Regions from separate parts of the Homo sapiens genome. Here all the other regions are linked to region 2. Evidence: chromatin loops called from intact Hi-C (ENCODE). Cell type or tissue: PC-9. All regions are shown on one strand. Links, peaks and the distances in the headings refer to the core of each region. The heading gives the core; the rest is flanking DNA. Region 1 has its middle 54 kb from the start of LINC02082. Region 2 holds the start of LOC105374200 (a long non-coding RNA gene). Region 3 has its middle 120 kb from the start of GOLIM4. Region 4 has its middle 41 kb from the start of MIR551B.

The links. Hi-C counts contacts between places; a loop is a spot of excess contacts. Peaks named below come from ENCODE experiments on the same cell type or tissue, not always from the same donor. Only the 100,000 strongest peaks of a DNase experiment are listed, where the experiment ranks them.
Region 1: it touches region 2 in a loop (19-fold over the local background); 13 of 110 quality-filtered maps call a loop at or near these places.
Region 3: it touches region 2 in a loop (9-fold over the local background); 24 of 110 quality-filtered maps call a loop at or near these places.
Region 4: a loop joins it to region 2, with 11 times the contacts of the local background. A loop is called at or near these places in 28 of 110 quality-filtered maps.

What each region holds. Positions count from the first base shown.
Region 1 is chr3:168,844,870-168,851,170 of GRCh38, forward strand. No RefSeq gene overlaps it. Among named protein-coding and RNA genes, the nearest start is that of LINC02082, 54 kb to the right of the region's middle. In PC-9, for the core only: CTCF peaks have their summits at 2,599 (motif pointing left) and 2,806; no DNase peak of the experiment used is centred there; H3K27me3 peaks cover 1,035 bases.
Region 2 is chr3:168,617,713-168,624,013 of GRCh38, forward strand. It overlaps LOC105374200 (a long non-coding RNA gene), which reads right to left and starts at 1,607. Exons shown (of 3, transcript XR_001741015.2): 1 at 1-1,607. It also overlaps the pseudogene EGFEM1P. In PC-9, for the core only: CTCF peaks have their summits at 3,330 and 3,534; no DNase peak of the experiment used is centred there.
Region 3 is chr3:168,208,250-168,214,550 of GRCh38, forward strand. No RefSeq gene overlaps it. Among named protein-coding and RNA genes, the nearest start is that of GOLIM4, 120 kb to the left of the region's middle. RefSeq lists an enhancer at 5,784-5,903. In PC-9, for the core only: CTCF peaks have their summits at 3,269 (motif pointing right) and 3,470; no DNase peak of the experiment used is centred there; H3K4me3 peaks cover 334 bases.
Region 4 is chr3:168,508,172-168,514,472 of GRCh38, forward strand. It overlaps the pseudogene EGFEM1P. Among named protein-coding and RNA genes, the nearest start is that of MIR551B, 41 kb to the right of the region's middle. RefSeq lists an enhancer at 6,027-6,301. In PC-9, for the core only: CTCF peaks have their summits at 3,435 (motif pointing right) and 3,639; no DNase peak of the experiment used is centred there.

The DNA of each region.
Region 1 (6,301 bases), core at 698-5,697, 230 kb after region 2:
CTGTGATGGTATACTCCCAGAGAGTATTGTGTCTCATTCAAAATACCCTTAGGAAACCTTTGATCTAGAATGTAAGTTCAGCAGCCAGAATCAGAATTGAATGCTTGTGGTGGTGTGAGAAGTCTGCATATATTCGGAAAGTTGTATAGGGACATTTTGTGTCGCTCCTTCTTCCACTTCTTCCTCTTCCTCCTCTTCTCCTCCTTCTCTTCCTCTTCCTAGTCTCCTTCTTCTCCTCCTCCTTCTCCATTTCCATCTCCTTCTCCTCCTCCTTCTCCTCTTCCTCCTCCTCCTTCTCTTCCTCTTCCTACTCTCCTTCTCCTCCTCCTCCTTCTCTTCATCTTCCTACTCTCCTTCTCCTCCTCCTTCTTCTCCTCCTTCTCTTCCTCTTCCTACTCTCCTCCTCCTTCTCCTCCTACTCCTCCTCCTTCTCGTCCTCTTCCTACTCTCCTCCTCCTTCTCGTCATCCTTTTCCTCCTCCTCCTCATTCTCCTCTTCCTTCTCCTCCTCCTTCCCATCCTCCTCCTACTCCTCCTCCTTCTCGTCCTCTTCCTATTCTCCTCCTCCATCTCCTCGTCCTTTTCCTCCTCCTCCTCATTCTCCTATTCCCTCTTCTTCTCCTTCTCATCCTTTTCCTACTCTCCTCCTCCTCCTTCTCCTCGTCCTTTTCCTCCTCCTCCTCATTCTCCTCTTCCTTCTCCTCCTCCTTCTTCTCCTCTTCCTCCACCACCTACTTCTATTCTTCTTCCTACTCTCCTTCTCCTTCTGCTCCTTCTCCTCCTCCTCCTCATCTTCCTTCTCTTCCTCTTGCTACACTCCTCCTCCTCATCTTCCTTCTCTTCCTCTTGCTACACTCCTCCTCCTTCTCTTCCTCTTCCTACTTTCCTTCTCCTTCTCTTCCTCTTCCTACTTTCCTTCTCCTTCTTCTCTTCCTCTTCCTACTCTCTTCCTTCTCCTCCTCCTTCTCTTCCTCTTCCTACTCTCCTTCTCCTCCTCCTTCTCCTCTTTCTCCTCCTCCTTCTTCTCCTCCTCCTCTTCTTCCTACTCTCCTCTTTCTCCTTCTCCTCCTCCTTCTCTTTCTCTTCCTCTTCCTACTCTCCTTCTCCTCCTCTTCCTTCTCCTCCTCCTCCTTCTTCTCTCCCTCTTCCTACTCTCCTTCTCCTCCTCCTTATCCTCTTCCTCCTCCTCTTTCCTTGTCTCTATATACTCTTCTCCTTCTCTTCCTTCTCCTCTTTCTTCTCTTCCTCCTCCTCCTCTTCTTTCTCTTCCTTTTCCTACTGTCCTTCTTCTCCTCCTCCTCTTTCTCCTCCACCTTCTCCTCTTCCTTTTTCTCTTCCTCCTCCTCCTCTTTCCCTTCCTACTCTTCTTCTCATTCTCCTCCTCCTCCTATTCCTCCTTCTCCTCCTCCTCCTCTTCCTCCTTCTCCTCCTCCTTCTCCTCTTCCTCCTCCTCCTCTTCCTCCTCCTTCTCCTCCTTCTGTTCTTCTTTCTACTCTCCTTCTCCTCCTTCTCCTCCTCCTGCTCTTCCTCCTCCTTCTCCTCCTTCTGTTCTTCTTTCTACTCTCCTTCTCCTCCTTCTCCTCTTCCTCCTCCTCCTCCTTCTCCTTCTTCTTCTTCTTTCTTCCTCTTCTTCTTCTTTTGAAGTCTGTGTACTGGTGTCTTGAAGAACCATCACCTTTGGAAAAGGTAGATTTTGTCAGCAAACTGGACCTGAGAAATCTTTTATTGCAAGGGAGGCTTCTGGATTAATTGTTCTCTTCTGTTGACATCCATAGCTATTGGCACTTGCAAAGATCTTATTTGATGGTTTCTATTCCTTGGGTGACCAAAAGCACTATATCAAAATGCAAATAAGGGAGAATTTTCAATGTTTAATATTAAACCAGCCCTCCTACCTACAGGAAACTGCCATTTCTGCAAATGGTGTGGAATGTTTTGTTATATGACAAGGAGTGGAAGAGCTAAATATGCCCTGCACTTGAACCGCACTCTGTTCATCTAAGAATTCTGTGTATGTTGTATTACATTGGAACTATCTGGATTACAGCACAGACTAATAGTCAACCAGCCAAAATAAAATCAGCCAAAGATTCATTGCTGTCGTTAAAAACCTCACTTTAGAAAGGAAGGACCTAAGTAGATACTTTAGTAATCAAATCTGAGGAAGTTCAATTTTACTTGGTTGTGAGAAACATGGAGCATGCAAATACCTAAAATTAAGCAATACTAAAGAAAAAAATAAATTTACTTATCAAAAATGATTAAAGTGTAGAAGTGAATCTGCTATCACAGTAATTTAATAAACTGAAGCATGAGTTATTTTGGATTGAATTTGTTACATAGCTCATGCATGAAATGATCTGTTGCTTGTTCTTGTGACTATGAAACAGCAAAGGGAAAAAATGTATTCTGTCCGAGGCATTGTAAAAATATTGAAAGCTTTGAGCCTTTTGTAGAGGCATATGACTACAACTTGTCATTTATACTTTACAGGCCAATAATTTTTACGCCGAAATCGCAGATGCTTAGCTTTCAGAATTATCTCTTAATATATAGTGGGTTCAGAAACTCAACTCTGGCGCCATGAGACTGTCACTCATGTGATTACACTGCCACCATGTGGTTTCAAAGATCCTTTCCAATTAAAAAAATCAAAGATATGGCCTCTTACGAAAAAGAAAATGATGATTCAAGTATTTTCTCTATTTTTCTTGGTCGTTTGTTCTGTTACAATATTATACATAGTGTATGGATTCTCATGGGAGGTATGACTGGGGCAGAAATGTAAGAGGTGGTAGTATAGGCTAATAATTATTTGTAGTTCTTCATGAATTCAGCTTCTGCCAAGTGAATACCATCAAGAGCTTTGCTAGCAGGTGCTACCTTCATTGACCTTTTCTGAATAAATATAGCATTTACAGTGTCCAGAAGAATCTAAAAAATTCCTTACAGATGTCAATAGGCAAGTGTTTCTCAAACTCGGTTCCTAGACTGGCAGCATGAACATTCTTGAGAAACGTATTAGAAATGCCAGTTATTCAGCTCCACCCCATGCACTGAATAAGAAATTCTGGAAATGGGGCCCAGTAATCTGTTTTAAAAAGCCCTCCCAGGTGATTCTGATGCTTGTTAAAATTTGAGAACGATTGTTAAAGACAATCACATCTCTCTTAGGATAGATTAACACACATTTCCCTAGATAGTGTTAAATTTAGCCACCTGCTTCGGGCCCCTAAAAAAAAAAAATCCACAGAGAAGTGAAAGACAAAGGTCCCAGGGCTTCCTATCAGTTTCGTTGACCAGCACCCTGAAGCCCTCCCTGGGAAGGAAGAAGCAGGTCATCTGGGGGGGTTCCTGTTCCCATCAACTGCCCTATCAGCATTCTTTCTTCCCTATTTAACTGCACCTGAAAGAGTTGCTACAGCCAATTCGGAATAAATCTTTCAACCTTTTGGGATTATTGGAACACAGTCAATTATGAATGGATGTTATATATAAGACTACTTTTCGGACATTAAAAATATAGTTTTTATATATAAGCTAAATATAAGCTAAAAATATAGTTTTTATATATACGCTAAATATAAGCTACAAATTGGAAAGCCTCCCAGGCTTTAAGAATGTTAAAGAATGGTGGGATGGTATGAATTGGAGACTCCATGCCCTGTCATTACAGCCAGACACTAAACTGCTTCCCAACTCAGTTTTCTGTAGTCATGCACAAAGGTTGGCCTCATGCTACTAGGACTTCTGATATTTATAATATGAAAAGTCAGAAAGAATAAATTTTATGTAAAATGTCAAAATTTTAAAGTATGAATTCAAGTTTACGTGCATGTATAAATAAATAAATGAAAACATATCTGCCAGTTTGATTCCATCTACTGACCTCCAGAATCTTGTTTCTGGGGTAAACAGTTAAGGAAAATTGTGGTTATCAACCTCAGCATACATTTATGAACATATGTATGTCTGATATTGAAGTGATTTGTGTCCATGCTTTTTCATCTTTGTATGTGTAAATACATATCCTTTCTCTTCCTCTTCCTCCTCCTACTCTCCTCCTTCTTGTTTGTGCTTCCATAGAAATTTTAGGATTGTTTTCCTGTTTCTTTGAAGAATGTCATTGGTATTTTGGTAGTGATTGCACTGACTATATACACAGCATGGAAACCTAGCATCTCAAAACATGGGGGAAATATTTTATTTGGTAACGAAGTAGCTTCAAACTGAGTAAAAGCAAAAAATCTGAAAGGTGCCTGAATTCAAAAAGCACATCTCTAAAGTGCCATGCTTTATAGAAGAGAATGTATGATATTTTTACTAATATGAAACATGTTTTCAAAGCATTTAAAAATCTTTCAAGATCTTACAAATTTCACAGCACATACAGAATAAAAATATTGAGAATATACGACTTACTTGTAGTGTAGGTTATTCTTAGGGACATATAAAATACTTAAAAATATCAAGATTAGGAACAAAATTAGGCACTCAATTGGAACAAAAATCAGATTTTAATTGTTTTTATCCCTGGCTATGGAAAGAGTGCTTAATAAATAGCAGCTGAACTAATAGAAGAATAAGTATTGATCAGGTGTTACTGAGAGAATTTTCTACATAAGGCATGGTCTCTGCAGCTTAACCCTCACTGTCCTCACTGTGTCCAAGATTCAGAAAGTGCGTCTTATATCATTGCAAGTTGGAGGTTTTCTGAAAGACTTCAAGAACAACTTTAGATAGAACCTTGGTTTTTCTCTGTGGTTTCTTTCCAAATCTAGTAAAATTTCAGTGGCTGTGCTGCTGATCATATATTTAAGATTGATAGAACTAATTCTGGGTTAAATTACAATGTACACACCAAGCTGAAGATCATTCTGGTCACTCGGGGCCAATGTCTGGATACATCCCCATCCCTTGGCACAACAGAAGCTAGTTTTTCAGACTGTTTCCAGATTTAATGAAGACCTCCTGCCCCAACTATCTTGACCTATAGAATATCATTGTGGTTAGGATTCTGAACATGGGGATCCTTTACTTTCCTTCCTCATGGATTTTAGAGTTTCAAGAGTATCCCATAAAAAAATGCATATTCAGTAGTCCCCACTTACCCTTAATGTATATGTTTCAATATACCCAGTGGATGCCTGAAACCACAGATAGTACCAAACCCTATATATATTATGTTTGTTCTATCCATACATACATATGATAAAGTTTAATTTATAAACAGGCATGGTAAGATATTAACAACAACAAAAATAAAATAGAACAATTATAATAATATGCCAGCATAACTACTCTTGTGCATTGGGGTCATTATGAATTAAAACAAGGGTTACTTGAACACAAGCATTGTGATACTGCCACAGTCAGTCTGAAAACTGAGGAGGCTACTAAGTGACTAGCAAGCAGGTAGAGTCTATGGGGTGAGTACTCTGAACAAAGGGATGATTCAAGTTCCAGGTGGGAGAGAGCAGAAAGATAAGGGAGGGTGTCAGATTTCATCACACTAAGAATGGCATGCAATTAAAAACTTATGAATTGTTTACTTCTAGAATTTTTTATTTAACTTTTTTCAATTTAGAATTTTCAAATTTTCTTAAATATTTGATACATAAGAAGTACATATTTTGAGGTTATATGTAATATCTTGATACAGTCATATATATTGATCAGATCAGGGTAAGTGGGATATCTGTCTCCTTAAACATTTGTCTTTCCTTTATACTGGAAATAATTATTATCCTCTAGCTATTTTGAAATATGCAGCAGATCATTGTTTAGTCACCTTACTGATTTATCAAACACCAGGTCTTGTTTCCATAATCTAACCATATTTTTGTTCATATAAATCAACCTCACTTTATTTCCTCTCCTCCAACCCTGGCCCTTCATGGCCTCTGGTAACCACCAATCTACTCTTTATCTTCATAAGATCACCTTTATTACCTCCAACATATGAGAGAGAACATGTGATACTTGTCTTTCTGTGCCTGGCTTATTTCACTTAACATTATGACTTCCAGTTCCATCCACTTATATTGCTGCAAATGACAGGATTTCATTCTGTTTTATGGCTGAATAATATTCCATTGTGTAAATACACCACATGTTCTGTATCCATCGATGGCCTCATAGGTTGATTCCATATTTTGGCTATTGTGAATAGCGCTGCAATAAACATGGAACTGTAGCTATCTCTCTAATATATTGATCTCCTTTCTTTTGGATATATACCCAGTATTGGGATTGCTGGATCCTATGGTAGTTCTATATTTTGTATTTTTAAGAACTCCCAT
Region 2 (6,301 bases), core at 740-5,739:
GAAGCAGCCAGTTCTTGGTTTGCATAAAGAAACTGGAAGAAAAGCACAGAGATAAAATAGAAATGTTCACTAATATTTTCATGAGTCAAGTTTTATAGCCACAGCTGTCTCCAGCAGGAATGGAATTTACAGTGTCAATGGGTATTAGAAAGAGATGGGCTGGAGGAAGAAGATTGGAAGGATGGGCACTTAGCATGTATGCAGAAGTGAACTAATCTGCCTACATAGCAGGAGCTGAATTTTATACCAAAACTTTCTCTGCAATTATAAAAGGCTTTAGATGTTTAGTTTCAAAGACATGCAGGTTGACCAGCAGTTTAAAGAGTTGTGAGCTACTGGATAATGATCTCAATCCAACTACTTTCCTTTGCCCAAATAGAATTCTTCAACCATCAGCAGTAATTAGTTGGCTTTTAGCTTTTGGGCACCAGACAATGGATCGTGATCCATAGTGGCTATCATGTGGGAGATGAGGCTGCAGGTGAAAGGTGAAAGGAACTTTTCACTTCCCAAGCTTCCAAAAAGCAAGTGTCTTCTCCTATTTTTAGCCTGCTATATTAATACTATATGTGTGTGTTTATATGTGTAGGTGTATGTTCTAAGTCACATTTCTCTTGGTTACTTGCTCCTTTTTACTGAAGATCATTTACATTTGGATCTATCATATGCCAATTCTAGTTAATTATGTTTATGAAAGATCCTGGTCTTAGTTAATGAAAGATTAAGAACAGTGTCTATTTTTTCCTTTTATTATGGATCTTTACTCTTACTGAAATTTTCTGTTTTAAAAGTCAAAATAAAATTTAGCTTATAAACAGTTTAGAAAGTTTATTTTTCTAGTCTTTTCTAGTTATGGAAAATGTAATATTTGAAAGACAAGTATCTATAACAAATCAAATTGATGTTTAAACACAAAAGATACATTTGCCAAATTGCTTCTCCTCCCTGATGCTACTTTAGGGACATATAAAACAAGAAATGGAAATTAATTTTTATCATGTGCATGTCGGTTTCCCTTTCTCTGAAATTCACTGATTTCTTTCAAATTTGAACACTCCAGCTTTTATCTCTTCTGGTCTTCAGTGCTAGACTCCCCCAGCTTTTCTCCAGTTCTATTGTTGTGACAGTATCACAATTTACTTTCTTCATTTTGAGGATTTGTTTGTGTTGTTATTCCTATTTTTTGTGAAAGGAAAATAAATCTTGGGGCCCCAAAATCACTAAGCTAAAGGGAAAGTCAAGCTGGGAACTGCTTAGGGTAAACCTGCCTCCTGATCTATTCAGAGTCACACCTCTGCTAACTGAGATAAATGCATAGCTAATTGCCTCTTTGGAGAGGCTAATCAGAAACTCAAAAGAATGCAACTATTTGTCTCTTACCTATGTATGACCTGGAAGCCCCCTCCCCACTTTTAGTTGTTCCACCTTGGCTTGGAGTTGTCCTGCCTTTCTGGACTGAACTAATGTTCATCTTACATATGATGATTAATGTCTCATGTCTCCCTAAAATGTATAAAACCAAACTGTGCTCTGACCACCGTGGGCATATGTCAGTCATCAGGATCTCCTGATGCTGAGTCACGGGCACACATCCTCAACCTTGGCAAAATAAAGTTTCTAAATTAACTGAGACCTGTCTCAGATCCTCAGGGTTCACACTGCCCTGTACTTTATGGGAAGCAAGCCAGCAAGTCCCCTTAGTAGTTGATCGTAACCTTGGCCTGCAATATCATGATCAGCAAATGATGCATCATTAGGTGTCTTCGACTGAGAGAGGAGCAATTACCCCATGACAGCAGGATCAGAGAAATCAGACTGATCAGGATAAAGAACATAACAAACAGTTGGGAGAACATGAAAGAATATATACATACACAGCATAAAAAATGTAAGTGCAGTTAAAATATCATTACACTAAGAATCTAAAGAATTACTGGGTTTCAGCTCTGCCATTTCTGCTTACCAATTCAGTGACCATGAGCAAATGACAACTTCACTGAGCTACATTTTCCATTTTGAAACATGTAGACCCTAAAGTCTGCCAGGATTATGGTAAAGAAAGCATGAGTCCTTATGCAAAGCATGTGTTGAATACTATTCACTCTTAAAACCATATTATGCTGGAACTGTGAAAGAGAACTAAAGCTGGCTGAAGGAGGGCCATAGGGAATCTGATTTTGTTTCCTTCCTCCCTGTATAGTTCAGGCTTTGCAAAGTAGTTTGGTTTAAAATCTAGGTGCTATTTTCTAGACAGAGTAACAATTTCTGTTTACTGCTTTTATTGGCCAGGCCTTGCCTCCCAATCCAGACACCCAGTTCTCATTCGCTCTTTAAATAACAGATTATTTCAGGAAACAAAGTTATTTTTCTCTACCTTGGAGGTGGTCATGGTGGTGTTCTTGCCCTTGCTCATCTTCTAAGTTAAATACAGTTACCCAGCCCAACACATCCTCCTGATGACCTCATGCTGAACCTACTTTTGAGCATTGTTCTCTGGGCTAGCAATCATCTCCAGCCTTCTCAAAGTGTCAAGGCAGCGAAACTTGGGGTTCAAGAAGGTTCTCAAGTTATTGAAAGAATGTTCTTCACATGTAATGGGTTGGTTCTGAAGGTGGCATAGTAGGTTTTGCCCCATTTTTCTTTCATGTATGCCATATTTCTGCAGCTAAAGGTGAGAGTATTGAAAAACATTAACATAAAACTGAGAGCTTTGATTTTTATCTTCATGTTTAAACATCTAAGGGATAACAGTAAAGTAAGTATGGATTACTATAGAAGACTCTTGTACATTTCAGTTGCCATTTCTGCACAATAATTTATACCAACTCTTAAACTACAAAACTTGTTTGTTCCTTTATTAATTTATCAGCTAGCAAAATATGTACTTGCTGTGACACTAGTTAAATTATTCACAGAGGCACATGTTCTATTAGGCCCTTTTTTTCTGGGGCCCATTCTGGTGATTTTAAGAAGCCAAGATAGGTGGCTTGAAGATTTTGACTTTTGCATAAACATTGTAAGAGCTCATTCATTCTCAGTGCTGTTCCTGAAACTTCATCATTTCTCCCTTTGTGAATATTATTTGATATCTGATCGTCTTTGAAAAAACAGTTTTCTTTGGGCCCCTTAGCTCACCAGTGTCCTCTGAAACAACCTGGTTTCCTTGGCATCTCCCCCTCACCCTAATTTCTCTCTACTTGTTGCCTCGTATCCAGCAACCTCCAACTTATTGATTTGGCTTGATTTAATTGGGAGCGCCCCATACCCAGGACAGGTTTTCCCAGTGGCAGCTGGGAGTATGAATCTAATAGGCCTGGTTTGGTTCTGTGACCCTCTGTCGCCCCTTTCTGGCCATAGCCTGTCACTGAAGTTTACCCTCTGGACTTGATAATACAGACAGCAGCCGTAGTACAGAACAGTTTGCAAACTATCAGCCTGTGTGCCAAATCAGCCCAAAGAATGCTTTGTTTGGTTCGTATAAATTATGCCAACATTTAAAAATTAGCAGACATATTAGTCCATTTTATGTTGCTGTAAAGGAATACCTGAGGCTGGGTAATTTATAAAGAAGAGGTTTATTTTGGCTCACAGCTCTGCAGGCGATACAAGAAGCGTGGTGCCAGCGTGTGTTTCTGGTGAAAGCCTCAGGAAGCTTACAATCACTGCAGAAGGCCAAAGGGAGCAAGCATATCACATGGTGAGAGAAGGAGCAAGAGAGAGAAGGGAGGGATCCCAGATTCTTTTAAACAACCAGCTCTCACATGAACTGCCAGAGCAAGAACTCACTCATTACCAACGAGATGCCACCAAGCCATTCATAATGGATCTACCCTCATGACCCAGACACCACCCACTAGGCCCATATCCAACATTGGAGGTCACATTGCAACATGAGAATTGGAGGGTATACACATCCAAATTATATCTAGAGATTTCAGGGCCAGGTGTGGTGGCTCACGCCTGTAATCCTAGCCCTTTGAGAGGCTGAGACAGGAGGATTACTTGAGGCCAGGAGTTCAAGTCCAGCCTGGGCAACATAGCAAGAACTTATCTTCACTTAAAAAAAAAGTCAGATGTGGTGGTGCTTCTGTAGTCCCACCTATTCAGGAGGCTGAGGTGGGGGAACTGCTTGAGCTCTGGAGATGAGGCTGCAGTGAGCCATGATTGTGCCACTGCACTCCAGGCTGGGCAACAGAGCAAGGTCCTGTTTTTTTAAAAAAAAGAGATTTTATATAAAATTTACAGCTTCTCTTAACATAGCAGAAGATCTGACAATCTTAGGCCAGCTTTCTTCTTGTGGACAATCTTACTCTTGCCCACCACTCATGGTGTAGACTGGTCATTTGCATCTAGTGCCTGCTTCACTCATTTCTGTTGACTGCCTTGTCCCAACAGGCATTTGGACTCCCAGGTCAAGTACAAAAGTTTATTCAAATAGATGTGGTTTATTTGTGTGTCTTGGGGAGGAAGAATGATATCTAATTTCTTTTATGAATATGCTCACAAAAAGGAATTAGAAATCAGATTGAGATTCTTTAGTACATGAAGGTGAAAATTGGGTATGTTTTCTTCCCATTTACAATATATTTGTACCAAGATTCACTTTTTATCAAAGAGAAACTTTTCTGCAGTTTAAATTGTAGGATGATGGAGTTCTGAATATCTTAGGTAACATTATTATATGGATGAATATATTTGCATTCTATCAGGTTGAATATAGAAAAATCATTATATACAGATGTTAAAGAAACTATACAAAGTACTAATGTATAAGGAGTGTGTGTGTGTGTAACCGTCTAATGATTCATGTTTTTTCTCTTTTTTATTATACTTAAGTGGAGTTTCCAGGGCAAACACAGGTATACAGTCATAATGATAAATTATGTAGTTTAATTCAGCTTCACCAATGATAACTCAGATGCCATTTTCAAATGCATTGTGAGAACGGTTTTTTCACGTTTGCTTCTAATTCCAGCAAAAACACCTAATTATAGAACAACAGTAGCAAAAAATAAATTTTGCTCAGGGAAAAAGGTTTTATGAGTAATCAGTGCAAAGCAGAAATCTCTTGCTGCGAATAATGTGGGCCAGCTAAGGTTTCTGTGAGGTTTTTTGCTTTGGCGTGGTTTGGCTTTGTACTGCCTGGGTGACCTCTTCTTCTCATCCATCACTTCATCAGAAAATCAAAAGACAGCAAGCTCCTAGCCAGACTCTTGTTCAAGATAAACTCTATGACCTCCTAACAGGTTACTAGATCTTTTATGGGAGTTCAGCTGACCACATGACTTCTTATATTTGAGAACTTATTCATGAGCCAGCAAAGCTCTGGCTAATGTCACAGAACTTGACAGCACTAGTGCTGTTCATGGCTTCATCTTTAGACATAGCTATTCTATCCTGTTCCCTTTCAGAAACTCAAATGAAGGGCCGCGTCTTATAATCAAACATTTCAGATAAAACAGCTTATTTTTCCCTGAGAGCATATGTGTCTTCTATTAATCCTAATCAACTAGGGACAGACTGAAAAGAACACTCTAATAAGGTAATAGTACTGAGTATTTTGCTGTGACATCCCACAAAAATGAGTTTTCTGTGGGATTTGGGGAGGAGGTAAAAAAATGACCAAGAAAAAAAAGACCTTCAAGAATTAAATGGCTTAGAGATAAAGCATATAAAATAGGAATGCTTTTATTGCTTTTGTATTTTCTGAGGACAATTCTGCCAGTGAATCCACAAAATTGTATAAATACAAATATATCACATTTGCCTGCTGTGATTAAATTTCTCTGATTACACAACTATACTTGATACACGGGACCAATGCATCATTTTTTTTTTCCTTTTGTAATCATTGTTATATCCACGCTTATAATCAACATTCATCACAGCTAATTAGAGTTTCTTTGTCTGTTGTTTCTGAGATCTGACATTCCTAGAGTTCAACTACAAAATTCATTTTTAACCATCTCTCTGCTTGGGGAGTTGGAGGAAGACAAATGCAAATTCCAGGGCTGTATTATTCACGAATGGCTTTCTGAAATTTTCATGTACTATGATTTTTTTAATTGAATTTAAATGATTACTCTTGGAGCCGGAGACCAAGTCCTGCTTAAAATTTTGCAGGACACTCCTATGATTTGTAGGTACATTCCTATTGGTAAAAGAAGCTGGCAGTCTTTCTTGTTAAAGATTTTGTAGATTTATATAGATATCAAAGGATATATATTTTTGTTGCATTAGATTGACATTAATTTCTAAAAATAAAATGCTACAGATTTACATCACTTACCAGTTCAAAGCT
Region 3 (6,301 bases), core at 590-5,589, 410 kb before region 2:
TATATATGAGTTTTTACAAAGGGGCATGGAAGCCTTTCTAGAGAAGGCAGCATTTGAATGAAGTCTTTGAGGGTGAGGAGTGTTTTCGCAGTGATGGGCCCAGATGGCAGGAAGTGGGAAGGAATGGGAAAGCAGAGGCAAAGGAAATGTGTCTGGATTTGATGGCCATGAGTGATAGGGTGTTACAACAGGGTTCACTCATGGAGGATGATAAAAGCTGGTATTGCTTGAGAATTTACTGAATACTTCATTTGAGCTACCTGATTTGTTTCTCTCAACTCTGTAAGGCAGGAACTATTATTCCTCTTTTATGCATAAGGAATTGAGCATTAGAAAGGAGAAGGTAAGTTGGCTGAGATCTCCAGCTGGTAAGCACAGGAGCTGTGACTGGACCTCTGGCTGTCTGGCCTGAGCAGCGCCATGCCTAACTACTACATTACATGAGCCTTTAGCTGTTAGGATTATAGAAGGGCATTTACAATATATATTGGATTATAAAGAAGGTTCAGGATGATCTTCTTAAGAAAACTTTTAATTATATATTGAGTTTTAGAAAAAATTAGCTTTTACTATTGTAACAGTTTTTATAATTTCCTGACATTTCATTCTTTCCTTGTTTTCTTCCTATCTCTCTTCCTTCTTATCAGGTATTTATTAATTCAGGCACTGTGTTAGTCCCAGGATATATAATAATGAACCAAAATATAGGTAGTCTCTGTCTTCATAAGAATTACATTCTGGTGGGGGAGATAAATATTCAAATGATTTCTAAGAATAAAATTGCAAGAGTGATTTTTGCCCAAATGAGAGAAATTTGGTATGGGGGGAAATTCAGCCAGACATTGGGTGAAATTCACCCCCGATATTTCACGTAGGTTCTTTTCTATTTTCCCTAAGTGTTGGCCAGTCTGAGAAATAGAGGGACAGAGTACAAAAGAGAGAAATTTTAAAGCTAGGTGTCCAGGCGAGACATCACATGTCAGCAGGTTCTGTGATGCCCCCCAAGCCGCAAAACTGGCAAGTTTTTATTAGTGATTTTCAAAAGGGGAGGGAGTGTACGAATAGGGTGTGGGTCACAGAGATCACATGCTTCGCAAGGTAATAAGATATCACAAGGTAAATGGAGGCAGGGCGAGATCACAGGACTACAGGACCGGGGTGAAATTAAAATTGCTAAAGAAGTTTCGGGCAGGCATTGTCATTGATAACATCTTATCAGGACAGGGTTTGAGAGCAGACAACTGGTCTGACCAAAATGTATTAGGTGGTAATTTCCTCGTCCTAATAAGCCTGGGAGCGCAACAGGAGACTGGGGCTTATTTCATCCCTATAGCTAGCTGCGACCGTAAAAGACAGCCACCCCCAAAGTGGCCATTTTAGAGGCCTACCCTCAGGGATGCATTCTCTTTCTCAGGGATATTCCTTGCTGAGAAAAAGAATTCAGCAATATTTCTCCCATTTGCTTTTGAAAGAAGAGAAATATGGCCCTGTTCCACCTGGCTCACAGGGGGTCAGAGTTTAAGGTTATCTCTCTTGTTCCCTGAACATTGCTGTTATCCTGTTCTTTTTTCAAGGTGCCCAGATTTCATATTGTTCAAACACACATGCTTTACAAACAATTTGTGCAGTTAACGCAATCAACACAGGGTCCTCAGGTGACATACATCCTCCTCAGCTTACGAAGATGATGGCATTAAGAGATTAAAGTAAAAACAGTCATAGGAAATCACAAGGGTATTGATTGGGAAAGTGATAAGTATCCATGAAATCTTCACAATTTATGTTCAGAGATTGCAGTAAAGACAGGCATAAGAAATTATAAAAGTATTAATTTGGGGAACTAATAAATGTCCACGAAATCTTCACAATTTGTGTTCTTCTGCCATGGCTTCAGCTGGTCCCTCCGTTCAGGGTCCCTGACTTCCCGCAACAATTTGGAGCTATTAAAATTTAAGATTGGGGCTTTTACTTAAAAAGGCAAGGGAGAATCATGGATCTAGAGCTGAGTTCTGAAAGATGAATAGGAGTTAACTAGATGCAGTGGGAAGAGAGGAAGGCCTAGGCTGCAGAAGTAGCATATGCAAAGATCCTGCAGTAGGAAGAAAGGGCTGTGAAGAAAGCCACAGTGATTAGAGCTGAGTGCACAGGGGCAAGGCAGAGTACAGACTAGAAAAATAGAGGCCTGATCATGTGGAGACTTGCAGTACATGTTAGAATTTGGCATTTATCCTAAGGGAGGGGGGTTGTGACAGAAACATTTTAAGTAAGAGTGGCACCATAATCAGATTGCATTTTGAAACTACAGCCCTGACCATGCTATGGAGAGCAGGTTAGAAGTAGGAGAAGTGGAAGGTGGTGGAGAAATCAGGAAGTTGTCAACCAGGTGAAAGAGTTGTTGCTTAAACCAGGTGGTGTCAGTGATGGGAGATGGGCAGATTCAAAACTTATTTAAGGGGAGAAATCAACAAGACTTTGGGATTGGCTAGATATGGGACATGAGAAATGGCAATGCCATGAAGAGACTGTATTTTTCTGGCTTGGAAACTGGATAGTTTGCCATCTTTGAAAAAGGAAGACTAGGAACAGTTTGTTTATTTGTTTAATTGTTTATTTGTTTTAGGGTTTGATTGATGACGGGAAAGCACATGAATTTTGAGTTGAGGTACTTTTGAATCCCCAGAGATTTTTGGCAATGGAATTTTAGCTTTGACCCTTCAACTCAGTTCCTGCCAATACTCTACCCCAATTTTTCAATTTCTGCCTCAATTATTTTCCACTGGGAAAACTGAGTCTTCACGGACTCTGACCAATTGCTGCTGTCCAGAGTCATTTGCTGGAAATGACCTTTGGCCCCTAAGATTTGACCTTTCCCACCTTTCCACGGATCCCAGAAGGAGTCCAGCTGCCCAGATAGACTTCAGGTGGCTCAGATGCTTTAGGCTTGTGACCTTGACTCAGACAACAATGTGTGGCCCTCCTGATACATGAGGCCCATACTGCTGCTCTGTCCTTGTTTGAGCTCTTGCTAGTTTGGCTTCAACACCACTTGCTCCCATTCCCTCGTCCCTCCACCTTGACTTCTGCCTCTCCTCCATCTCGTAACCACTAATTCCCAGCATATCTTGTGACTGGCTTCACATTATTTGTGACACGTGAAGATTAATAATTTCTTCATTCTTCTGGCTTTTTCTTTTGTCCTTCCTCAGAAGCATTTTATTAGATGCTTAAGTGAAGCTGCAAACCTGCAATTTATACACCAGATGGCACCAAAACATTATATTTTAAATATTAGTTCGAATTTTGAGGGGGAGAAATCCAAACCTTCCACTATTCTGAGACTAGCACAGCCTCCGGTGCAAGTTCAACAAATGAAAATTCATACACCAACTTCCCAGAATCTGTGGTGGTGTTGCTTTTTATTGGCAGAGAGAGAGAGGGAAGGAGAGAGAGAGAGAGAGAGAGAGAGAGAGAGAGAGAGAGAGAGAAACCTTTCCTGGGAAAAGGTCTTTATTTTTTCCTCTTTAGAATCGTGCTAAAGAGCTAAATGAGGGACACGAATATTCCCAGGGACTCAGTCATTTTCACTCAGTCATGTTTGCTTCACTGTTCTTTTCTCAGTGTTAAGGTTCTGTTACTGAACTTCATTTTGGCAAGAATAACAATACCATTGCTGTCTTTTATCAAAATGATAATTAATATAAGTAAAAATGAATCTATGAATTCAGTATCCTAGCTAAACAGAGAAGTAAAATTAACCATTCTTTCCCAATTTTAAAATGTAATTGTATTTTTCTTCCATTTTAAAATCTAATTATTATTGATATAGCAAAAATAACATAGATGAACATTTAAGTTATTAAAACAAATGTATCTTCTTTGTATTATGTTTTAAGTGTAGAATAGACAGTTTTTGTTCAATCAACATAATTAATAGCTGATGGTCCTGATGATACAGTTTAAGAATCTTTGAGGGTTTTTAAAATTTTAGCAAAATTGTAATGGCTTAAAAAATACCACCCACCTTATAAATTAACACTCTTTACTGGATGATTATGTATCCATTTGGCAAAATGTAATCAAAATGTTATGTGAGGTAAATTCTATAAGGAGTTGTTCTTTCAATTTGGAGATCTGATTAATGACTTATCGAGGGTAACAGAATGTGGATAAAGGGACAGTAGATATTAACTATTATTATTATTTTCTTTGGAGGGAGAAAAAACAATTTCTGAATAAATGTGCAGCATCAAGTGAATTTTTAAAATGAAGCCATGTTAAAAATAGTTTGATGCTATTGCTTTTATGTATACAGTTTTATATTTTGTATGCATATGTATTTGTAGTCTTTTGCCAGCAATTGTAACATACACATACATATACATACAATACAGAAATATTCCTTATTTTGTAAAGATGTGTGTGCATGGGGGGAGGGTTAGTGCTGTGTTTTTCCATTGCATGGAATAGAATGTGTCTTGCTGTAGGACTTGGATAAACGTCTGGCTGCTTCTCTTCGCCTGGGGAGTCACATGAATGTCCACAGTTGCCAAAGTGCTTTGGGATCACTTAGGCTAAAAGATGCTATTTATTGTGAAGCTATCTCATTTCATTCCCAAGGGAATTTCATCATCTTGTATTTGTGAAAACTGTCAGTGTGTCTTTCTCAAAATGTAATTATCTGAAAGAAACAAACCAACACAGAGTGGACCTCTTGTCTTCAAAGTCATTTTATTAAGAGTAAATTAGACTGGAAAAATGATTGCCTAAAATGCATTTTCAATAGATTGCTGTCTAAAATGCATTTTCAATAGATTGCTGTCAGGCTTGCTACCTGTCAAACAGAGAGGCCTGAAGTTTCATAGTGACATATGGATTAGCCCAGTCTTCCCTACAGGGTGAAAACAAAAGACAATTGGTGATGCATGGGGCAAACTCATCTTAAAACAGAGATATCAACAAAGGAATATGACAGCATGAAAAGACAGAGTGCAGTCTGCTGTCCACATTCGCAAAGAGATTCTGTCTGAATCCATAACTTCAATACACTAAGAGACAGAAAAAGAGAAAATACACATTAAGTATAATTGTTTATCGGGTACTTCATTTTAACAAATGCTGAATTTCATTCTCTAAATGGAAAACAAGTGGGAACAATGGATAGAATGAATGACATTATAAAAAGTTATTACAAAGAGCCATATGAAATTAGAGTTATTTGATTTAAAAAAAATCATTCCTCATAGAGACTTGAATGTTCAAATTTCTCATCCACCAATCAATTTGAAAAGAAAGGCTTAAACTCACAAAAGAATCTCAAGAGCAAAACCTTTTCCAGGTTAGAGCTTAACTAAACTGGTGAGGTCATTTAGTTCAGAGTTGGCTTGGGGAAAAAGTACATATCAAAGTTGAAGAAAATCCTACAGATCTGCTTAGGTCTGGGAAAATACAGTATGGATTTTTTTTTTTTAACATCCCATGTGAACAATTACATAGAACACTTGTCCGACCAGCAACTTTCAATTAAATAGAAATGAAAGTTACTCTAATAGCCATTTTAATCCATATATCCTAAGGGACTCAACAAACAAGTGTAATAACACAATGCAAAATTTAGTAAAGGAAAATGGTGCATTGAATTACAGAAACTGCTGGCTTTCTAAGCTTGGGATTAGATGCTATAAAACCAAAGTAAGGTTGTTTTGTAGTTACACAGTACTCACTGGAGAACCATGCAGAGCTCAGTAGTAAAAATTCAGCAAAGGGCACCTTTGGCTTATTATATATCCTGAAAGAATTTGCTAAGGGACAGGGGTCAGTGATGACTGTTGGGTTTTTTGTTGTTGTTTTGGTTTCGTTTTTGTTTTTAACCATCGCCTGTATGATGGTTTCCTTTCCTGGAGACAGTGCTAACTCTACAAAAGGGATAGGCAGCTCCCTATAGAGGGTCATTTAAGGAGAGCTGAAAGGCCCATTGCGGTGCCATGGTGCCGAAAACTCCTGTGATTAGTCATGCCTTTAAGGCCTACCAGAAAATTGTGTTAAGTTTTTATGGGTATTTTATATAAAGTGGAAGTGGGACATATCTTTTAGTTAACATATTAGTATAATTCAGTATATATGTCCTAAAAGTTTGAAAAACATGGCAAATGAGTTTTGGGGGTGGTCTTAGGCTATGCCAGAGGACACAATATGAGACACTACCTCAGAGATCATGAGGGTTTGGAGAGGGCTGAGGATATTAGAATTCAGCAGAGCAGTAGCAAAAAATAAGGGACATCAATGAAAGCATTTTTCAAATGTA
Region 4 (6,301 bases), core at 826-5,825, 110 kb before region 2:
GCACGATCTCAGCTCACCGCAACCTCCGCCTCCCGGGTTCAAGCAATTCTCCTGCCTCAGCCTCCTGAGCAGCTGGGATTACAGGCATGCGCCATCACGCCTGGCTAATTTTGTACTTTTAGTAGAGATGGGGTTTCTCCATGTTGGTCAGGCTGGTGTCAAATTCCCAACCTCAGGTGATCCACCCGCCTCGGCCTCCCAAAGTGCTGGGATTACAGGCATGAGCATCTGCACCCGGCCTAGTATTTTCCATTTTTATGCCAGATCATTCTGTTTGGTAATATGGCTCCTCTCTCCCTTTCACATTGGTTAAAGACATTTTATTTACTTTATTTAAAATAAGAGTACAAAAGCATCCTGGAATTGTATTTATTCCCTTTAAGTACAATAAGAGATAATTCCACTGAATGTATATTACGCTCTTTCATTTTTTTCCTCCAGTTTCTACTATTTTCTACATTTCATAAGGTTTGCATTGCGTATGAACTTCTTAATGAGTGATTTGTATTGGGTGTCATGTTTTAAATGTAAAAAGAGTAAATTATCACAATGAAAACGAAGGATGTCGAATGAAAGAGCAGACGGACAGAGCTTGATTGATGTTCGGAAGTTATTTTTGCTGTGAACTCCTGTCAGCCTAGAAATCATAAAACAGAAAGAAGGCTTGGTTCAGCTCACATGCCCTTAGGGGATGTATGGAAAAGAATTTAAAATTCTGATAGAGTAACTTCAAAAATGTAACAGCTGAAATAATTTATTTCACTACAGAGCCACCAACTGAACTTTTACGTTGAAATGATTCTTTTTGAAGTTTCACATGGTAGCAGGAAGGCACAGTGGTCTCTGCACCTTGGTTGAAAATGCCCAGGCTGCTCAGTTATGCCTTCCTGCCGGAACCAAACTGTGGCCGCTGCTCTGGTTCTTCTGGCACTTTCTCACTGATCACTTCCTGAATAATGGGAGAAAACAACTGAAAGTCCATGATTTCACAAAAAGGGTGAAGGAGAAAAAAGTTGGGGATAATATGGGTGTTTTTCTTTTTTTATTTTAAAATGCTTCCAAATATTAATTTGGGGCATTGTGTGAAGGCAATGGAAAAAATATTGGGACTACTTAGTCCTTGAGTATTTTAATCCATAATGACTACTACCACATTTGACTAGCTAGATTGTGATATTTGAGCTGGCTGGATCTTAGAGTCATCTCAGAAGAAGAAATAGAAAAGAAAATGAGGCAGTGCCACTCTAGTTGGTGATACATGACATTTCTTTCTGTTCTCTTTTATTTTTATCAAGTTATACCTGGGCAGCCTGATGTGTTTGCTTTTTCTAGGTGACATTGAAATGATATCCACCAAGGAAAAAGAAAATCTGTCATCCCTGTACAGTGTTTCTCAACCTGACTCCATCTGTGATAGTTGTATGTTTAATCGTAGTTAACTAAAAATATGCAGAATAATGATGATGAGGCTAATACACCTTAAAATGAATTTCCACTGTATTAAAACAACAACATGCATTTTATAAACATTTGTATCTACCTATGTATGGTTTATGTATTAGAGTGTATAACCTACCATATATCCAACCTATCAAATACATTCACACACTGGAATTCTAGATTCCTTACAAATCATTCCACATATCTACAGTGGTCTGTAACTCACCAGTTGAAAACCAGTACTCTAAAATGTTAAAGATCACTATGCCAATCAGATGAGAAAAAGAAGCACCAGGAAATTCCTGAATAAATTGTTTAAATGGTCAAAACTATAAAATAAAAAGAGTGTGAATTTAAAAAAATGTATTATCTAATTTGTCTGTATTGGTATCTATACCTTGAGACAAAATTTAACATTTTCCTGGTATCTACAGATTTTTTTTTTTCAAAGGAGATCCTTCTATCTTGCTTTGGTGTAAAGAAACAACAGAAAATATGCTGTTGCTATAAATAATATTTATAATTTTAATAATTTCCTATGCTAATTACCTAACTGTGCTCTATTATTAAAAATTGCTAAGGTAGATGATTGCACATGTAAAAAAAGACACAATGACAACCACAAAAACAAGGCTTCACATATATTTTCAGCAAAGGTGAAAGAACTAGAATTATACATTTTCAATTTGTTACTGAAAATTAATTTTATATATATATTTTAATATATAGGTATTTCTGTTCTTATGAAAAATAGTTTCATGATCAGATACAGAATTTGAAACATGGAAAATTCTGCTTTGAGGTAGGGGTTAATATTGAATCATTTTATGGTTCATAGTTAACTACCATTTATTGAATGCTGAAAAGATATAGTTAACTGAAAAGCATTCTTTAGTTAACAAGCTTTTACAATTGAGGGTAATTTTTGTCTCCTGCCAAAGAACAACGAGATTGAATTCTATGCTAATGAAACTGTTTTTCAGTGGAGCATACAGTGATTTTCATAATCCTAGTCCTGGCTGGGATGTTGGGAAAGTGGCACATAGCCAGAATAATTAAAATGGGATTTAAGGCCATATTTTGGAAGGCTTTCATTTTTCAAAATGGTATGTTTGTGACTGAAGTTACTTCTGAAGTCTCAAAAATTTCAGACCTGAAAGTAAACTTGGTGTCAAGGAAAGTCTTGACCTTTAATTTAAATTGCAACCAACTTTGCTCCTTCTAGCTTTCTGATCTTGAGCAATTTGCCTAACTTCTCTGAGATTCAACTTCCTTAATTGTAAAATAATGTAATATTTATCTTGCAAGGTTGTTAAGAAGGTCCTTATAATCTCTCAATCACCTGTCACGATGTACTCAATAAACCATAGTTGCTATTATTATCATTAGTATTATCACCAGTATAATCAAATAGTTATTATTTCTATGTGATTTAGCAGATGATCTTTTATACTCAAAGTAAACTCCTTTCTAATGGAGCCGTCAGGTTAAATATGGCCAATACAAGCTAAATGAATGGGGCTTTGAATACATCTATTTGATGAACCCATGATTATGAAATGGAAATGCTAAATCTGCCTCAATTTCTCTGGTGATAGGACAGATGAGATTCTTGAGGGACCCAGATTGTCACGTGTATAAGTTATTTGCTCACCTTTATGAACAGTCCTTTTTCAAATGAATATTGCTCCTTTGGTAATTGTATACTAGATTGTAAAATGTCTTTACATCCCTCTGAATAATTCTTCCTTAAAATGGTCAGACACAGTATTGATTTTTCCTGGGGTATTCCTTTGCCTTGACCCAGCTCACAATGCACTATCCATTGGACAAAATAAAGCATTTCCTTTATATGAAGAAAAGAGAAGGGTAGGTAGAGACAAAGGAAAGTCTGTCTGGAAAAATCTTTGTACTTTGATGGGCTTTGTATGGAAAAAAAGAAATCAAAGCTTAGGGCAGAGAACTTGGACGTGGTAGGTGTAGGTCTCTCCACAAGATGGCACTCATTCTCCCTCTTCTTTTTTCAATTGCCAAAAATAAATTTTGTCACTTTTTATTTTTTACTCAGTCACAGAACAAATATGTTGTTAGTTTGTGTATCAAATATACCTGGTTTCACATATTTTTTAAGTGTTCGATCATGTTTCTGACTCTTAGTAGTAATGAGTGTATTTTACCTCCTGTAAGTCTCTGTCGGTGAGTACACTGTTTTGGGAGGAAACACTCACCCCTACTCCCAGTCACAAATCTAACAAAACTTAAATTAATCTTCTAAAAATTTTCTGTTAAAATCTCCAAACAAAACTGAAGATTAACTGAAAAGAACCAGAATGTCTCCATTGTTGTTTTTATCATTATTTTAAAATTTAAGTGGACATGCCTTTCAATTTTAGGGAAAATCTCTATGATACTTCCAATACTTCCATTTTGATGTAAGAAGCAAGTTTACCTCCAAAGGGCCTTGGGTCTTCTTACCCTTGTTAGTGATACGAGATGTCACAACTCTCTTCTAGTCACTGGAAGTTAATGTCAATTGGAGTCTTTATAATCATTTAATTTTTCTTAATACAGAAAAAATTGATCTATCAAATGATTTTTAAGTTCATATGCAAAAGTAATGTATGTTACTTATTAAAACATTAAAGAAAAAATGTTAGGCTACTGTGAGTTCACTAAAAACAGGAATTTGATAAATGGTAAGTAAATACATAAATTTAATTGATAATTTTGCACTTATATTTTTATATCACATTATATTTTCTAGTTACTTTTCTTTCCAAATACTTAGAAGGTAAAGAATGTATGTGGACAAAATTATAGCCTACTTGATTTGTTAATGTGATGATAAAGATCTATTTAAAAATTCTGGTTATACCATGGTTTCCAGGGTCTAGATTTTCTTTTAGCCCACTTCAGAGTCAGACTTTAGAATATTTATCATTTCTGTAAAACAGATTCCTGAAAGTTAAGGTCTTTCATACCTTCATCATAACAGTTATTATTATGGAATCTTTGCCTCACTTTTCAGAATGCTAACAGTGTTGGACGCTAATATTACAGAATGCTTGCCACCCTATCGTGAAAGTCACCCTTTGAAAGCAGGAGGAAAAAAGAAAAATCTAGAGAAGGCCCTAAGAAGACAAAAGAATTATTGTAGTAAGAAAACTAAGACTTATCAGAATATTCATAGGAAAGCAAGGCTACGGCTTGAATGATTTGATAAAAATAACCACTACTGCCATAATAACTTGTTATGGGTTACATGCTACACCAAGCAATTCAGAATTATTAGATCCTTTACATTCCTAACATTCCTAATGAAACAAAAAACATTATCCCCTTTGTTAACACACAGGATAGCTGAGAATCAGAAAGGCTAAGTGGCTTGGATTTGGAGGCAGGATTTAAACCCAGGTGTGTCTTGTTCCAAAGCCTGTGCCTTGAACCATTATATACCCCTGCTTCCCTGACTTGTAAAGACATTGAATATTGGAATTTGGTTACTGGCTTCTAAGATAAGCAATATCTTTACATGAATGTAGATTGGTTATTGCATCTTTTCCAATTTTAAAGGAATTGAGAAGACACATTTTCAACAAACTCAAGAGATTTTGATTTGATGAAGGGAAGAAGTTTTTGATTCTCAGGCTGTGGAAATAGTGAAAAGAAACAAACAAAAAGGATTATGTGGACTCTAAAAGGGGTGTCTTCAAGAAACAAGTAGTCAAAACTACCTTTTTAAATTATGTGGGTCAATCCCCCAAACGAACATAAGGAGCTGCACACAGGTATAGCCTCCTTTTAGACATTTTTATTATGATTTAAACACCTTTATGTGAAACATATTTCATACATATTGAACTCAGTCAACATCACTTCACATTCACTTCGTATCTCTGTCTGTATATCCCTAGACCTTTAAGGAGTTTTTCTTACTTGTTGTAACTTTTCTCATTAACTGTTTTTGTGCATTCTCATCAAACTAGGCACCTAACCTACTTTCATTTGTTATAGCTACGTAGAAGTTTCTTCTGTTGTTGTGTCTTAGTTTACCTGGATATTTCTGTGCTGTTGGGTATTTACATTTTTCCTGCTTTTTTCTCTATTATGAGTAAATTTTTTTAAGGGGGGAGTGGGTACATGTTGGTTCTCTTTGAAATAAAATCCCTAAAGTGAAATTATTATATAAAATAATACTAATAGCTTTTCAACTCTTGTTAAATATTTCCAGATTGCCTTTTAGAAAGAACAAACAACTTTTTAATGACTTCAGTAATAGAGAAATCATAGATCCCAAACTCAAATTCCGAATAAATGGGCTTTTCCTAGTTTTCCAAACTGGCAAAATAAGTGAGTGTAACTGACTAGGTGTTTGACAACAGATGGTAGTGGGAGCAACAACAACCTGGAGGGCCAGGCACCAGAGAAAGGGGGCAGCAGCCTCTGCAAAGTGAAGGGGGCAGCAGCCTCTGCAAAGTGCTGCCTGACTGTTGCTTTGGTTATGTCAGTGTGTGTATTGGTCAGGATTCTCCAGAGAAACAGAATCAGTAAGTTATTACAAAAGGAGATTTATTATGAGGCATTGGCTTATGTGATTATGGAGGCTGAGAAGTTCCATAATGTAATCACTGGAACCTGGACACCCAGGAATGCCAGTGGTACAATTTAGTCCCATCCCAAAGGCCTGAGAACCAGGGGAGGTGATAGTGTAATTCCCAGTCCCAGGGTTGATGATGAGATGTTACATTTCAACCAGGCAGGAAGCAAAAAGGGGTGACTTCCTCCTTCCTCTACCTTCTGTGCTGTTGAGGCTCTCAGTGGATTGGATGATGCCACCTGCTTTAGGAAGGGCAATCCACTT